2 separate regions of the Homo sapiens genome follow, and region 1 is linked to region 2. Evidence: chromatin loops called from intact Hi-C (ENCODE). Cell type or tissue: MCF 10A. All regions are shown on one strand. Links, peaks and the distances in the headings refer to the core of each region. The heading gives the core; the rest is flanking DNA.

Evidence for each region. Hi-C counts contacts between places; a loop is a spot of excess contacts. Peaks named below come from ENCODE experiments on the same cell type or tissue, not always from the same donor. Only the 100,000 strongest peaks of a DNase experiment are listed, where the experiment ranks them.
Region 1: a loop joins it to region 2, with 11 times the contacts of the local background. A loop is called at or near these places in 6 of 110 quality-filtered maps.

Annotation. Positions count from the first base shown.
Region 1 is chr2:134,987,821-134,990,739 of GRCh38, reverse strand. MAP3K19 (mitogen-activated protein kinase kinase kinase 19) reads left to right here. Exons shown (of 13, transcript NM_025052.5): 10 at 2,487-2,919. Among named protein-coding and RNA genes, the nearest start is that of MAP3K19, 58 kb to the left of the region's middle. In MCF 10A, for the core only: a CTCF peak has its summit at 1,533 (motif pointing left); no DNase peak of the experiment used is centred there.
Region 2 is chr2:136,377,352-136,380,270 of GRCh38, reverse strand. No RefSeq gene overlaps it. Among named protein-coding and RNA genes, the nearest start is that of CXCR4, 260 kb to the right of the region's middle. In MCF 10A, for the core only: a CTCF peak has its summit at 1,324 (motif pointing right); a DNase peak (open chromatin) is centred at 1,320.

The DNA of each region.
Region 1 (2,919 bases), core at 225-2,724, 1.4 Mb after region 2:
ACTTTGGGAGGCCAAGGCGGGTGGTTCACGAGGATAAGAGATCGAAACCATCCTGGCCAACATGGTGAAACTCCGTCTCTACTAAAATACAAAACATTAGCTGGGCATGGTGGCGGGTGCCTGTAGTCCCAGCTACTCGGGAGGCTGAGGCAGGAGAATTGCTTGAACCTGGAAGGTGGAGGTTGCAGTGACCCGACATCATGCCACCGGACTCCAGCCTGGCAACAGAGCAAGACTCCGTCTCAAAAATAAAACAAACAAACAAACAAAAAAAAAAAACAAAAAAAGAAAATCATAAGGAAGAGAAAATATATTTACTCTTCATTAAGTGGAAGTGGATCACCATAAAGGTCTTCATCCTCACTGTCTTCATGTTGAATAGGCTGAGGACGAGGAGGAACAGGAGGGCTTGGTCGTGCTGTCACAGAGGTAGCAGAGGAGGAAGAAAATCCACATATAGGTGGACTTGCGTAGTTTGAAGCCCTGTTGTTCAAGGGTCAACTGTATTTCTTGGAAAAACAACAACTCACATATAGTTCCTAGAGTAGCAAATCGTTCCTGGGAAAATTATGCCTTGCCATGTGCAGTGCTTTTCTGGAGTGTTTCTGTTCTTTACATAATGAGCTGAGTAGCTCCCTTAGACATTTTTTTTTTTTTGAGACAGAGTCTCACTCTGTTGCCCAGGCTGGAGTGCAGTTGGCACAATCTCGGCTCACTGCAACCACCACCTCCTGGGTTCAAGCGTTTCTCCTGCCTCAGCCTCCTGAGTAGCTGGGATTACAGGCACCTGCCACCACACCCAGCTAATTTTTGTATTTTTAGTAGAGATGGGGTTTCACCATGTTGGTCAGGTGGGTCTTGAACTCCTGACCTTGAGTGATCCGATTGCCTCGGCCTCCCAAAGTGCTGGGATTACAGGTGTGAGCCACCACACCTGGCCAGACATATTTTAATTTGTCTTTTTTCAACCTATTTAGAAATTAGGCAATTCTTTTCTTTCCCCCAGTGGTGGAAAGATTTTCCTAGCTGTCTAATTTATAAGTTTTTGGAAAGATATTTGCAATTCTTAGTTTCTCAACTACCTGACCCTTCTTTTCCTATGAGCCTTTGAGAAATACTTATGCATAGGTACTGCTTAGCATTGTAAAAGGAGTTTATTGACCTAAAAAATTGTAATGGCTGTTACTAGGCAGATGGTTAAGCACTGGATGAATCTGCCTTTATGTCCTAAGTCATTTTTGAGAAATGAGGAAAATCATCTAGACAGTAAAACTGGGGTCTACACTACATCTCATCTACTTTTAATGCCTAAGTTTCTAGAGTCAGGTTCCATTTCCTTCCTTCTTACACACAGGTGGCAATAGAATGAAAATTAAACATACATTTCTCAATTACTACCCATGACCCATGCCTATAAATATTGTGATATAAATAGGTATTGAATCTGTATACACAGGAAAAGACCACAATGAAAAGAAGCATAAAGTTAAGGAGTTTATAGCTTACTGCCCGCAAAGTTTAATATTATACATTGGGTTACACTGACCTCTACAGGATGATAATAAAAACTAGCTTAGTTTGAAACTAGAGGAGGGCAAAGGAGAAAGGAAAAACTAGCTTAGTTTGAAACTAGAGGGCAAAGGAGAAAGGAAAGCCATCCATTTGCCTGTCATCCACAAAAATGAAATTTTGTACATTTCATTCACAAACTAATTCAGCAAAACGATGGTGAGTAGTTGTGTTTCGGATATGAATTCTGAGTTAGTCAATAACTGGTAATTTTTGAGGTATTTTAACAGCAATTTTAAACTGTTTTCAGTGGGATTTCAAAAATCTTAAATCAATTCTATGGAAAGTAAAAAGAAAAAAGAAGAGAAATAAAATGCTTCTTATCTTAAATTTTTACCATTTACATTATAGGGCCTTCATTTAAAAATATATAACCATGAATATTTACATCTATAATAATCCTGGTTTTAAAACGTGTTGTTTTAAATTGGTTCTAAAAAAAATATTGGGAATGAGGTTTTAATTTTAAAAATTGTGATCTTTCCAGGCATAGTGGCTCATGCCTGTAATTCCAGCATTTTGGGAGGCAGAAGTGGGAGGATTGCTTGAGGCCAGGAGTTTGAGACCAGCCTGGGCAACATAGAGAGACCTTGTCTCTACTAAAATTTAAACATTAGCCGAGCATAGTGGCACATGCCTGCAGTCCCAGCTACTTGGGAGGCTGAGGTGGGAGGATCGCTTGAGCCCAGGAAGTCAAGGCTGCAATGAGCTGTGATTATGCCACTGCACCCCAGCCTGGGTGACAGAGCGAGATCTTGTCTCAAGAAGAAAAAAAAGAATTGTGATTTCCAGGATAGCTTTGAACTTTAAAAGCCTTCCTTAAGAGGATATTATAATCTCTTTAGACTACTTTAAACGAGTTAGCGTGATATTTATATATGTTTCTGCATTCACAGCTTTTTCTGTCTTCCTTTTAGTTCCTTCTGCCACCACTGTCACTCTTGCCCACGCGATCTGGTGTCCTTACTATCCCCCAAAATCACAAGTTTCCAAAAGAAAAAGAAAGAAACATTCCAAGTCTCACATCTTTTGTGCCTAAGCTCTCAGTGTCTGTTCGTCAATCTGATGAGCTCAGCCCATCAAACGAGCCTCCGGGAGCCCTAGTTAAGTCGTTGATGGATCCGACTCTCAGGTCTTCTGATGGCTTCATTTGGTCAAGAAACATGTGCTCTTTTCCTAAGACTAACCATCACAGGCAATGCCTGGAGAAGGAGGAAAACTGGAAATCCAAGGAAATAGAAGAATGTAACAAAATTGAAATCACTCACTTTGAAAAAGGGCAGTCTTTGGTGTCTTTTGAGAATTTGAAGGAAGGCAATATTCCTGCAGTTAGGGAAGAGGATATTGACT
Region 2 (2,919 bases), core at 321-2,820:
TAATTGTGCCCACAAATCCAGTTTGATTTGCTGTTCTGCTTATTTATTCTTTGCATTGGAATTGTTTAGAGTCATTGGACTAACCAAAATTTTTAAATGGCAAATTAAACAAGAGGTGAATGTGCTAGCGTTGGAGCCATATTGATCCAATAGAACACGAAACAGGTCTTTTAATGTATGGATGAAATCTCCAAAGCTATTGACAATTTTCTGCCATGCTTTTTAATCATCACATGCTTGCTCTGGCTTTTGAATTGCCTAACCTTTGGGTGGTAAAATCACAGCATGTTATTTTAATCTCTTTATAATGGACTAGAGTTCACTTCAAATAAACATGTCTCCCTGTGCCCTTGGTAGGAGGCAGGCAGGGTTGAGAGGCAGGGAGTGTTGAGAAGCAGGCTCGTAGCCACATGGATTCCCCAAAAAGCCTGAACTGCACTCTCCATCTGAAAACCACATGGGCTTCTGGGCCTGCTGCTCTTATCTCTAACACTGGGTTCCCAAAACACAGTCCCTGGAGCAGCAGCAGCAGCATCACCTGAGAAACTGTTAGAAACGCAAATTCCCAGTCCCTTACTCAGACCAACCCCCATGTCATGCCATACAGTGGCTTACCAATAGTATTCACACAATAAATATGTATGGCTTACTGAGTTCCTAACACAGGAAAAGGGAACAGAACAGCAATGAGTATAATGGAGCACAGAATGGACCTTGGATGTCTTCGCTTCACATTTGCCTGGGGTTGGCTTCTATTCCCCAAGACAGGGGTTCTCTAACTTGAATGTGCATCCGAATCATCTTAAAACACATATTTCTGGGCTTCACCTCCAGAGTTTCTGACTCAGCAGGTCTAGCTGGGAGCCAAGAATGTGCATTTTAACAAGTTTCCAGGTGATGCTGATGCTGCTGGCACACCTCACTTAGAAAGCCACTGCCCCAGAGGCAGGAGTCACCTGTCTCCAATTTCTGCCTCTTTTTCTGGCCTTGGATACTATACATATTTTTAAGGCCTTCCCTCTCCAAACTTCTCAAAACTTGGCTCAAAAGATTATCTAAAGGCTGGTCCAAAAATTACTAAAACCAGAAGAAGAATGGATGTATTCTCTTTAAAGAAACAGACAGGACTCTGTCTTAATAAGAGAGCAGTTACTTATTCAAGAGCTAGGAAAGGAGGGATGGCACTGTTGTTAGGGATTCATGGTCAATTTTTTTCTTCCATGCAGGTAGAGAACATGGGTTCTTGATGTCTGGTTTCTTTTTGTAAGGTTGCTCCAAGGTCCCTGGTAGGCTTTAGGGTTTGCCCAGCCACAAGATGGCAGTACTCAGCCAGCATTCACATGAAATGCAATACTGGCCCCCAGACTCCTCTTGCTCTTCAGATGATACCCAGAGCAGTGAACTGATGCATTTGATGCAACCAAAATAGGCTCATTTTCCTCCTGGGAAACCTGGCATTGAAGAAATTCTCCATCTAGTAAACTCAGACCCGGGAACAATGACCCTAAACAAGATTACATGCATGCCATTTAGTGTCTAAAGACAGAGCCGTTTCCCACACTCAAATGAGGAAACAAGAGGCTAACTGGTCATATGGTACCAACAAGACAATGAGGCAGAATAATAAATCTGTGGGCCTCCCCAAATATCTGTGAATATGTGGCCATCTCAGTTACAAGGCAACTAATGGTGACCTAAAAATAGATATCCATTGAAAGATGCATTAAAAATGTTATATCCTAAGCAAAGTGGAAAGTTGCCTCAAAATATATTCTCTGATGGTTAGTCAAAACACGTTGTATTATAAATAAATAGCAAGCATCATTTTCCCATGTCAAACGTGGCGACTCATGGTTTGTGAGCTACAATAGTACTTACTAGCAATAAGCATCTGTGAAATGAAGGGGCTCCCAACACATCCAGAATGTATGGTGGCACAATGAGAATTCAGAAAATGCCATTCTCCCCTCTCTGCTCAATCTCCCACCGCTGTCATCTTTACTACAGGCTTGATCTGAATTTAAATACATAAGATTTGGGCTCCACCCACATACTTTCCACCCAAGTATCTCAGAAACTGATACTCATGATTCCCGCAATTCCAATGAAACTGTGGTTTTGTGCTGAGATTATCTGAATAATTGCTTCCATTTTTCTTGGCCTTATAGACAGAACCCCTAAATTTTGTAAGACCCTTTTCTTCATCTACTGTTCACTAGACCAGTTGTTTCCACGCTCAGCTGATCAACAGAATCACCCACGGTCTTATTTTGGTTTTTAAAGTACAGATGCCATATCACCTTCCACCTACTGATTTTAAAATTTTGGAAAGGAGGTGGCAGAGCTAGAAAGTGGTGTTGGTTTCTAGCATATGTGTAGGAATAGTAACCCAACTGAGGGGGTTCCAATGAGGTTTAGAAACAGCTGCACTAGGCAACACTGCTTTTCAGACCTCAGAGCACTTTCTCACCATATTCAGAATGTCCCATGGGAGCAGTAGGAGGGAAATCTTAAAACTCTCCAGGCTCTTCTTTACAGAGAAGGGATAGCAAGAGACGTGCCCACAGTCCGAGAGACTCATACAGGCAGATTCAAACTTAAGTCCTCTATTACTAGTTCATCCTGTTCTAGCCTTTAGAATTTTCTCACTTTCAGCAGGGCCCAGTGGCTCTCATGCCTGTAATCCCAATGTTTTGGGAGGCTCAGCCAGGAAGATGGCTTGAGGCCAAGAGTTCAAGACCAGCACCCGCTTAGGCAACATAGCAAGACCCTGCCATTTAAAAAAAAAATTTTGCCAGATGTAGTAGTGCACACCTGTAGTCCTAGCTACTCAGAAGGCTGAGGCAGGAGGATTGCTTGAGCCCAGGAGGTTGATGCTGTAGCGAGCTATGATCACGCCACTGCACTCCAGCCTGATAG